3 separate regions of the Mus musculus genome follow, and all the other regions are linked to region 1. Evidence: chromatin contacts called from ENCODE POLR2A ChIA-PET data. All regions are on one chromosome and are shown on one strand. The core of a region is the stretch at or near the end of the contact, and the rest is flanking DNA. Distances in the headings are between cores, read along the strand shown.

Evidence for each region. ChIA-PET counts read pairs that join two places held with the same protein, here RNA polymerase II (POLR2A).
Region 2: POLR2A ChIA-PET joins it to region 1 with 14 read pairs in Patski. The contact joins the promoter of Zfp146 here to the promoter of Zfp568 in region 1. POLR2A ChIA-PET finds 5 or more read pairs at or near these places in 3 of 5 experiments (Patski and embryonic stem cell).
Region 3: POLR2A ChIA-PET joins it to region 1 with 20 read pairs in Patski. The contact joins the promoter of Capns1 here to the promoter of Zfp568 in region 1. POLR2A ChIA-PET finds 5 or more read pairs at or near these places in 3 of 5 experiments (Patski and embryonic stem cell).

Annotation. Positions count from the first base shown.
Region 1 is chr7:29,982,623-29,986,159 of GRCm38, reverse strand. Zfp568 (zinc finger protein 568) reads right to left here and starts at 2,205. Exons shown (of 10, transcript NM_001167872.1): 1 at 1,932-2,205; 2 at 834-900. Gm31735 (a long non-coding RNA gene) reads left to right here and starts at 2,639. Exons shown (of 2, transcript XR_001778074.2): 1 at 2,639-2,727.
Region 2 is chr7:30,167,993-30,171,588 of GRCm38, reverse strand. Zfp146 (zinc finger protein 146) reads left to right here and starts at 1,848. Exons shown (of 2, transcript NM_011980.4): 1 at 1,848-1,930. It overlaps Gm5113 (predicted gene 5113), which reads right to left and starts at 1,714. Exons shown (of 3, transcript NR_157376.1): 1 at 1,375-1,714.
Region 3 is chr7:30,193,733-30,197,418 of GRCm38, reverse strand. Capns1 (calpain, small subunit 1) reads left to right here and starts at 2,266. Exons shown (of 11, transcript NM_009795.4): 1 at 2,266-2,413; 2 at 3,318-3,541. The coding sequence starts at 3,333.

The DNA.
Region 1 (3,537 bases), core at 956-3,455:
CACTACTAACCCAGGAGTTACGAAAGGACAGGACCTCTGATATTAAATACTTAGAATTCTCAAATTCCGACAGAGAGCAGACCCCTGATTGCTGGACCTGGGAGTAAGGAGGAAAGGGGATCACTGTGCTGACTGGTCCTGTGGAAACCGCACTGTGGTTGGTGACGAGAGGATGGTGTGAATGGCTGTCACTGACCATGTGACTACGATAATGAATTGTATATGGCGTATTTACCACCATTTATAAACATACATATTCACGTAGACCAGAGGAAATACATCTGCTCACCTGGGATTGCCCTCCCACCCCCACCTCCCTTTGTCTTTGTTTTTCTTTCACTGTATCTTGGATTAGCCTCAAGCGGCCTTGAATGTGAACTTCTTGAATGTCAGCCTCCTGGATGCTAAAATCACAGGTATGTGTCACCACACACAGCTTAAGAATTTCGGGCAGTGGTGGGGCACGCCTTTAATCCCAGCACACGGGAGGCAGAGGAAGGTGGATTCCTGAGTTTGAGCCCAGCCTGTTCTACAAAGTGAGTTCCAGGATAGCCAAGCCTACACAGAGAAACCCTGTCTTGAAAAAAACAAAAAAAAAATTTTTTTTAAAGTATTGCAACATAATGTAATATATTACTCAAGGATGACAGAAAGAGATGGCTAGCTAGTTTGGTGTACAAGCATGTAAATGTCTTGTTTAAGTTTGAGGTTTTGCTAAGTACACACAGACAAGAACAGAAACCAAGCCAGTGAGGGGGGTACCGAAACAAGGTAAATATAAACAATAAAAACGTGTTTTCAGTAGTATGATAATACAGCAGAATTAAACTCACCTATTAACAGTCAGGCCAGACAAATGAGTTTAAAAAACACTCAGCTGATATGTTGCTCATGAGAAACCTGAAACATAAAGACAAAGGGTTTGGAATATAAAATTTGTGACAAATGTAATTTGAGAGAGAGAGAGCTAGTGAGCAAGCTAGAGAGCAGAGCTAGAGAGTGCACACAAGAGAGTGCAAACAAGAGCACACTATCATCAAAGAGCACTTGCACTAAACGGTAACACCCAGTATAAAAGTATTTCTAGAGATTTCTTAATGTGGCAAATAGTTATTTTAATAGACTACAAGCTTACCCACACAACTTTTCTTTGGCTAAATATGGACACATTTGAAGCAGAGGTTTTTTAGAGTCTTTGCATGATCTCCCCTGTGCTCCCATAATCCACCGTGAAAAGAAAATATGTTTGGAATCAGTTCTTTTTAACTTGAGCACCAGAAAACAACAAACAGAGAGCAGATCTGAATTTCAACCAAATACAGCCTGGATCAGCTAAATGCAATGAATCTGCTAACAACGTGAACTGAAGGAATCCCAGTTGGTTTGCTATTGAGCTTAGGAATTTTTTTCAGCCATTATTAAACTAACTTCAGGGCTGGGAATGTAGCTCATTGGTACAGTTTTTGCCTGGTGTGATTGAAGCGTTAGATTTAAATTCAACACTACAAAGGTAAAAGAAAGAAAGAAGAGAAAAGAAAAGAAAAGAAAAGAAAAGAAAAGAAAAAGAAAAAAAGAAAAAGGAAAAGGAAAGGAGAGAAAAGAAAAGATTTTTTTAAAAATTAAATAAGCCAAGCAAGCCATTAGGTAATAATAGAAAGAAAAACTGAAAAAAGTTAGAGAAGAAAGTGTTGAAAGGGCGGCAATGAGGAGGGGGAAATCATTAGAAAGTACAGATTTTTTTTCCCCGTAGTTACGAGTTACGCCAAATGCTACACACCTAAGAACTCCGCGGTACAATTGCACACGCCACGCCATCCCCACACTCACCACACCCTTACTCAACCCCTTACCACCAAACATGGCCACGACAGGACACTCGCTCTCGCACAACCACACCCCCTCCAAATCTCCAGAGTAGCACAAACTCTTACCAGGTTTTTGGTTGCAGCTCCGAACAGGCTTGAGTCCCGCCTTCTGGCCCGGAGCTCTCCGCAAAGCTGTGACCCGGGATACTCCGAGCCCCCCGAGAGCCCGCGCCCAGCCCGAAGCCCACGGCCGGCGCAAACCGGACCACCCGTGCCTCTCCCGTGGAGAGGTCCCCGCAGCGCCACCAGCCAAAACCTCCCGAGACGCAACCTCAGAGACGCGGCATGCGGGCCACGCACGGCCAGCCCCTCCACTCGGGCGGCAGCGCGCGCCCGTTATGTCCCAGAGCACAGGTGCTCCCAGAAGGACCCGCGGCCCGACCCAACTTCCGGTCAGAGCTCGGCTGGCGTTTCCTGTGCTAGGGACAGGAGTCATGGCCGAAGGCGCCGAGGTGGCTGAGCCCATTAGCGCGGCGAGACGGTGACGCCGCCGGCGAAGCAGCGCTGGACGTGAGCAGCTGCGGGGACGGTCTTTTCCGGAACAACCAGAGGAGGCGCTGGGGGCGCTAGGTGGCTGTCCCTTTGTGGACTACATTTCCCAGAAAGGCTAGTGGCCTGTCCAGCCTCTCGGCAGGAGCCTTGCGACTGGGCGGACGCAGTGCCCTGGAATAGTTTTTGTGGTTGTTTGTAATACATTCTGATAGCTTTTCTATGAGGACATGAAATGTCTGGTCGTTGTGGAGTTGTGGCTTAAGTGTAAGACTGTGCCTACCTCTATGTGGCATCTTGCATGTAACCATGGGGCTCCTGTCACCCGAGTGGTTGTGACTTCAGAACTCTGCTCCTGGGAACAATCTCTGAGGTGAGGTTTAGATTCGCAAATTGGTCAGGGTGCCAGTTCTCTCCTAATCTCCATTCTCTACGCAGGATGGATAATGGGGACAAGGCTGGTAATGATCTCTGGCCTGGCCAAGAAAGACCTGGAGGGTCACAATTTTTTTATGTCTACTCCCAGTTTTACCCATTGCCAGGTCAGTTACCCAAAAGAGGCAAAGAATGCACTACAAACCACAAAGAGCCGGGCTTTCCTTTGTGCCGAGCCCAGAGTGATCCCAGGTATTGGACGGCCGCCCCCATCTTACTGCATGCCCGCAAGCCTTACTTTCTTTCAAGCTGCAGTAAAACCACCAGGCCTGGGCGAGCTCCCTAAAGGCTGAGATAAGACCTCTGTCTTAGAATAGCCTTGAGCCTGAATGAACATCCTCCTACCTGCCACACCCTGGGCTCCAGAACTAACCCTCAATTTACAAATTCCTTCTTTATTGTTCCCTGAACCTCTGCTCCTGCCTTTATGCTTCAAAAGGAGAAAGGAGACTGCTCTCTCCCTTTGTCAAAGGTCGAAGCTGACTTGTGACCCTAACCAGTTAGAAGTGTTTTCCCGGGGGGGGGGGGGGGGGGGAGGGAACGGGACGGGGGGAGGGTATAAAGTTTACTTGTGGTTTATTTCCGACTTTCTTGGTCCTTTCCTCATTATTTGCACACCCCATGACCCCAACATCTGAATGCCTCTGGAAGTACTTGCTTAATGACGACTTGTCATTTGAAAATAGATCCCTATATTGTCTCCATTGGAGAAAAGAATAGCTATACCTATTATTAAGTCAGAGAGAGG
Region 2 (3,596 bases), core at 599-3,098, 190 kb before region 1:
TGAGCAGGGTACTTTTGGATAGCTGTTCTTCTATCCTGGTGTTCAGGGGATGGAGGTCAGACATGGCTGGGCACTCAGTCCAAACTCAGTGTCACCTTGTAAAACTGAGGTCACTATTGTCCAGGGCCAGAATCTGCCCAAACTTTACGGCACCTGCTGGGGCCAAAACAGTAGTCACAGACCCACTACATTTGGCTGCTGCAAGATATGTCACATGAAAACATCCACACACCAACTCTTCACTTTCTAAGAAACAAATTTTTAATAATTTATTTTATTTTTATTGTATGTACATTGGTGTTTTGCCTGCATGTATGCTTGTATGAGGGAGTCGGATCCCCTGGAACAAGAGTTACAGACAGCTGTGAGCTGCCACATGGGTGCTGAAACCTGGTCCTCTGGAAGTCCAGCCAGTCCTCTTAACCACTGAGTCATCTCTCCAGCCCTAGAAATAATTTTTTTAACTTTGTGTGTGTGCACATATTCAGGTATGTGTGTGCAATGCCATTTTTGTGGAGGGCAGAGTAGAGTCTTGGGTGTTGGTTCTAGCCTTCTACCTTGTAGTCTGATCACTGCTACACACTCCCAGCTAGTTCATCTGAGAGGTTTTGGAAATGCTTGTCTCTGAATTCTGTAGGAGCTTGGATTACAGGATAATTACAAACACAGTATGACAACTGACTTGTGCCACAAGAACTTTACCCACCTAGGCATCCCAGTCAGTTTGCTTGCCACTGTGGTACAATCACTTCCCTAACATCCCTAAAGGTCCTCCTTACATAGTCACAATCACACATGGTGGCACGCAGAAGGCACAGTACTCTGCATCATCCAGCCATAACTGAACATTCACTCAGGGGCCAGTCACTCTTTAGCAAAGATAGTCCACACCCGCATACACACAGTATTACACACTGTCACAAAGTCCTCCTCCTTCTTTCTCCCTTCTCTCCAAGAACACAAGGATACTCACGCACTGCCGACGCAGAGCCACGGACACAGAACACTGCACACAGTACTACACAAGGTCACTTAACCCAGAGATACACAGTCACAGCTACAACTATATCCACACAACCCCAGGAATAAAGGTTATCGAGCACACAACACACTACAGGACCACGGGATACCACTTCCACAACCACAAGATCCCGGAACACATAACATCACATATGTTTGCACAGCAACAATCAGATATACACCTTGGAGACAGGTGATTACAACAGCACACTACTTGTAAGCACTGACAACCGGTCACCACCACAATCAAAACCACAATTAGAATCCCGCAGCCCAGTCCTGCTTCAGCGTGCACAACCCCGTTCAGGACACGCCTGTTCCCCACCCCCGTTCAGTACTCCCCAGACCATTTACCTTGGGTCTCAGTAGAAGGCGCGCGCATCCTGCTTCAGCCAAAGGTAAAGGTTTCATCAAAGTTGAGCTACAATGTCAGCTCGCTATGGACTCTGGGAAACGTAGTCCATAGCCACATCAGCCCCGGACAAAGATGGTGTCCTTTCACCTTGGGGTCTGGGCTCAGTGTATTATTGAGACGCCGCCCGTGAAGTACCAAAGAGGAAGTCCCCACTCCAAACATCTTACCAGGCGTGAGCTTATTTGGGTCCAAGTGACAACAATCTACTCTAAGAAACCCCAAATCACAAGAGGCGGCCAGGTTTGTGCGTGGGAGACGGATAAGCAACCCGCAGTGCCTTGTGGGAAGTGTAGTCCAAAGTCGTAAAAGCAGTATTGCTGATAATAGACAACAGCCTGGCTAGGCTTCAGTGAACAAGCCCTGAGATGTCGCGGAGACTTCTGGGAGTGCTCACTCACTCCCTGAGTGCGCAGACGCAGGGGCAGCGAGTGGACATTTTGGTCTTTGTCCGCGGGTCAGCACGGCCGTCGTGTCCACGTGGCGCCAAAGTAGGAGGTGGGATCTGGGCGTCCTGGGTCGGTGGGTTCGGGAGGTTGGAGGGCAGTGTTTCCGATCTTTGGAGGTGTAGCGCGGGGTTCAGGGAGTGGGCTGAAGAGCATTGGATCTTGGTGAAGGCGGAGGTGGGGGCCTCTGAGGAAAGCTTGAGCGTTTGAGACCGAATTTGACTGCAAAGTTTGACCCACTATTTGGAATGATTGAGTGGGTGTGGAGCTGGGTGTAGGATTGTGGGTGGCTATGCTTCACGAGGCAATGAGGAGACCCATGTTGAAGTATCACGTCTGCGCGGTAGTTCCCGAGTCGAAAGTGCTGATAATTATAACGGGGCCATCTTCCCGAAGAGCATCCGTTTTATTTGATTACTTGAAAGGTGGGATGAAGCTAAGGGTTAAATACTTTTAAAACTGTATTTATTGATGGTGAGTTTTATACGCAAATGCATTTCGTGATATGTGCAGAAAGCCTTAGTAAACATGTTTAGATTTTAAAAGACGATCTGTGTACTAAAACGCGGTTGTTTATGAATGGAGGTAGAATACAGATTACTCTGTCATGCTTAATTAAGGAAACATTTGGTTTGGAATTGTTTGTCCCGGGGGTGCCAGCCATAGACTTCATTTCTGATTTTTGAGGTACTTTAATAGAGCTGTTAGGCAAATTCGAGTTTCGGTTTGAAGAGCGTCATTTCACTAAAAACCCAGGATTAAGGGGTCTAATTTAGATTTAGGTTAGGCACAGTTCCTCATTTAAAGCATATATATATATATATATATATATATACATTTATTTGTGTGGGCATGCTTGCCACAGTCGGTTCTGTCCTCCATCATGTGGGTTTAGGGTCGGAATCCAGGTTGTCAGCCTTGGAAGCAAAGCGCCTTTGCACACCCCCCCCCCCAAGCTCTCTCACTGGTCCATGTTTTTAGTTTTTTGAAAAAAACTTAGTGATTACTGTGCTATATCGTAGATGTCATAACTCCTTCACGAGTACAGTTCTGTGAATTGTGTAGCACATGTGAAAAACTACTTCTCCCTGCTGTGGCAGTCATTAAAGACATCCGCAGCTTTGGCTTTTCTCCTAATGGTAAAAGTTAAGCAGTACCTGATTAAGATTTGCAAGTGGGTAGCTTTCAAATTTATGAATAGCTGCCACTAGTTGATACATTGTAAAAACAAAAAACAAAAAAACGAAACAAAAGTAGTTTTTTAAATATCACTGAAGCTGGACACATACACACCTTTAATTCCCAACACTTGGGAGGCAGAGGCAGTTGGATCTCAGAGTTTCAGGACCCCTTAACTACACAGAGAAACCCTGTCTTGAAGAACAAAAACAAAATGACAAGAAATCCCCCAAAGAAAAGCAGCTAGAATGTGAGGGTTTGCTTGTTGCAATTTTTTGGAGGTAATGTGTATTGACTCTTGACTGGGCTATATCCCTAGCCCACAGTTCTGGAAATTGATGCTACAAATGTATCTACTATGTTTGAGTGAAACAATACAGACACAAGTTTGCTCGTGACAGCAAAGTTTAGCCTAGAAAAGTATTAGAAACATTTCATGCTCATCCATTAAAGGATGGTTCGGTTGACCTATGATAATAAGCTTATCCAGTGGTCGTGCAGAAGAATGAGGAGGGAGCTTTATATAGACACTGAAAGGT
Region 3 (3,686 bases), core at 1,017-3,516, 210 kb before region 1:
GGGGGCTGGTGGCCTGGAGATGATATGTAAGACACGTGGGATCAGACACACTCCTGTAACCCCAAGAACTTTTAGGGTGGTTGCAGGAAGATCAGTTCAAAGCCATTCTCTGTTAAACAGTGAGATTGAGGCTAGCCTGAGCTATATGATACCACCTCACAAAATATACACACACAGGGGACAAAAATCACTGAAAAATACTTCAGGGAGGTACCAGATGGCAGGCACAAGTTGAATGGACAGAGGGACGATACCTAGAGCTCACAGATGCCGGCAACTGGGACTCAGGGAGACAGAATTAGAGGACAATATGACCACACTGGGTAGTGTGTATGGTGAAAAATGGGTTTTATTTTATTTTTGTTTGTACGTGTGTTTTGCTTGCATGCATGACTTTGTACATTTGTGCCAGCGCCTTCAGAGCCAGAAGAGGGAGCCTAGATCTGGACTTGAGACACTTGGGAGCTGCTTGATGTGGGTGCTCAGCACTGAACCCGGGTCCTCTGGAGGAACAGTCAAGACTCTTGACCCCTGAGCCATCCCCAAGCAAAACTCCCATGAACCTTCTTTTGTTTGTTTGAGACAGGGTCTCACCATGTAGCCCAGTCTGTCCTCTGGAACTCACTGTGTAGACCAGGCTGGCCTCAGAGTTCTCCCTGCCTCTGCCCCCTGAGTGCTGGGATCAAAGACAAGTGCCACCACGATAGGCTCCCTTAAGTATTTTTAAATCGTTGTTTTGAGATAAGACCCTGTGGTGTAGCTCGCCTGCCTGAGTCTTCTGAGGCCTGGGCATGTGTCATCATGTTTACTGTTGGTCTGAGGGCATGAAGCTGGCAGCCTCTTCAAGCCTTGGGTGGATGTGAGGACAAAGAGGTCTTCCCAAATGAGAGATGTCTGAGCTCTGGTCCAAAGTGGAGGACACAGACAGTCAAGTCCAAACACAGGAGTATTTGTAGGCAGAGGACAGGGCTTATGCCAGCGAGTTGAGCCTGAGGTCAGACTGCTCAGTGTGGCAGGGAGGGGTGTGGCAGAGAGGGAATCCACATTAGTCATCACCAAATGATTTATCCGCTAAGGCTTAGGCCTGGGTCGCCACCCTCTGTGCTCCCGCCTTTTAGAGTTTCCGGTTTCGACAGGTTAAATCTTGCTTCACACACACACACACACACACACACACACACACACACACACACACACACACAGGTTTGAGCAATGATTACCTGGCCTGGTCCCAGCAAGCCCTTAGGTGGCGTTAGTGCAATTACGGTCTTGTCTGCTGAGATCTTATTTGACTGATTATCATATTAAGTTATCGGAGATTCTTTGAACAGGTAAAGCAGACTGGTTGTTTAACCTCAGTTTACTTATACATAGAATGGGGACAATAACAGACCTATCCCACAGGCCTGCTTCGAGGACACACAACCTAGTGAGTGGAGAGTATTTAGGGACCGGCAGGTATTTGTCGATGTTGTTTAAGGATGAGCAAGAGTAAACGAGCTAAGGGAACCAGGTGAGCTCCCAGCTGAGGGAACAACATGGCGACATAGGGACTAACAGAAGAGCTGCCATTTACTATGTATTTATCACTTAATTCTGATAGGGGCTTACCCTAGTGTCCTCTAGGGTCTCATGTAGCCCAAGCCGGTCACAAACTTGTTATGTACTGAGAATGGCTGCCTGCCCTCACCTCCCAGTGCTGGTTTTACAGGTGTGTGTCATCACGCCTGGCTATGTTCCCGCCTTACACATGAGGAGGTCATTACTCAGAGACACCAGGTCACTGTTTTAGGGATGAGCAATAAAGACTCAAACCGAGGTTTATATAGTTCCTAGGGAGTGGCCAGACAGCCAGACTAGAAGCCCAACAGCGACCTGGGTGAGAGGCACAAACTGATGGTAAACTTAAGATGTAGATTCCTAGCATTCGGGAAACAGAAGCAGGAGGATTGTTTCAAGTTCGAGGTTAGCTAGGGCTTTAGGTCATCATTTAGAGGATGTTTAACAAACCTCTGTCTCAAAGTGCACAATGAATGAATGAATGAATGACAACTGAAGTCCTTTTTTGCAACTATATACTGCAACGGTGACCGGGTACCCTGTATCTAGTTCCTGGAGGCTCCAGTACCTGGGCGTTAGAATAATTTATTCGTACTCAAAGCTATTTAATCTGGACAGCGTTGAATTTCCAGCAGTGTGTGTATGGGGACGGATGAGCTAAGCAGAGACTTGCAACCATAACCCTCCCGCGCAGGCGCAGTCTGCAATGGAGGCTCTAGGACCGCGCAGACGACGGCTGGGTGGCGGCAGGGTCTAACCCGGAGTAGCTGCCTGAGTCACCGGCCCCGCCCTCCCGAACCGGACACAGCGGAGGCCCTGCAGCAGGCGAGCAAGACCGCGGACCGCCGGATCCGTAAGTGAGACGGGACACTCCAGTCCAGCACCCCTGCACCCTGTAGATCCGGAATCCGTAGTCCTCAGATCTGGCGAGACCCTAAAGTCTTGGCCCTTGGGGGGTCCTAGGACCGGTGTTCTCAGATTCGAACCATCGGGCCTGTCAGCCCCTCCAGAACACTCCTTACCATCCCGGATCTGACGACCAAAAAATATAAGCCCAAAGATCAGAGAGATACCCGGAAATTATTTTGGGCGTCTAGAACCACAATCCGAGATCGTGGTTCCCATTTGCGGTGGGAAGAACTCCGTTATCCAGGATCCTCCGGGCGCACAGCCATAATTTTTGGCCGGAGCCCACAGATCCCGTAGTGACAGTGTAGTCCCTCTGTCGAGAGTATCTGAATGTCTTAATCCACATTAGGAACTTCCTGGTCAGCCCTGGGTCATCCCTACCCTGAGCTTAATTTTGGAAGGCCTGGATCTGAGACACGTTCGGTTTTACACACCTTAGGGTTTCTACACGAGAATCCCCTGTTTTCCCGCTGCCTCAAGACAGGGTAAAGCAGGCAGGCGCTGTAGCCGAGGCTGGCCTTGAACTGGTCCTCCAGCCTCAGCCTCCCAATTTCTGGGATTACAGTAGAGCGCTACCACGCACGCCCAGCTGTACCCCTGTCCTCATGCCTATATATATGCAGTCAAGCCTGGGCCAGGGTACTTTCTAGACCCTAGGAGGTTTCACATCTCCTATCACCTGTCCAGACCCCTAGCTAGAGGCTCTGTCCCCATCTCGAGGCCTTAGTTTCCTCCCCAATCTAGTTGCCGGAAATGCTTGCTTTTTTTTTTTTTTTTTTTTTTTTTTTTGCGGGAAGGGCTGGGCTCCTGGCAAGGCCACTACCCGACCCACCCCTTTTACTTTACAGGACTCAGCTGCGATCATGTTCTTGGTGAATTCGTTCTTGAAGGGCGGCGGTGGCGGTGGGGGAGGCGGGGGTCTGGGCGGGGGCCTGGGGAATGTGCTCGGAGGCCTGATCAGCGGAGCTGCTGGCGGCGGCGGCGGTGGCGGTGGAGGCATGGGACTGGGAGGAGGTGGCGGAGGCGGTGGAACTGCCATGCGCATCCTGGGCGGAGTCATTAGCGCCATCAGGTAAGGCGGGGCCTGAAGGGGCGGGGCGGGCCAAATAATAAAGACTCACTTAGAGTCCGACCTGAGAATTCTTAATTAGTCTGGGCTGATCCATACCGGAAAACTGGCCCTAAGGGGATTCTAGCGAGGCTGGTGTCACTTTTTA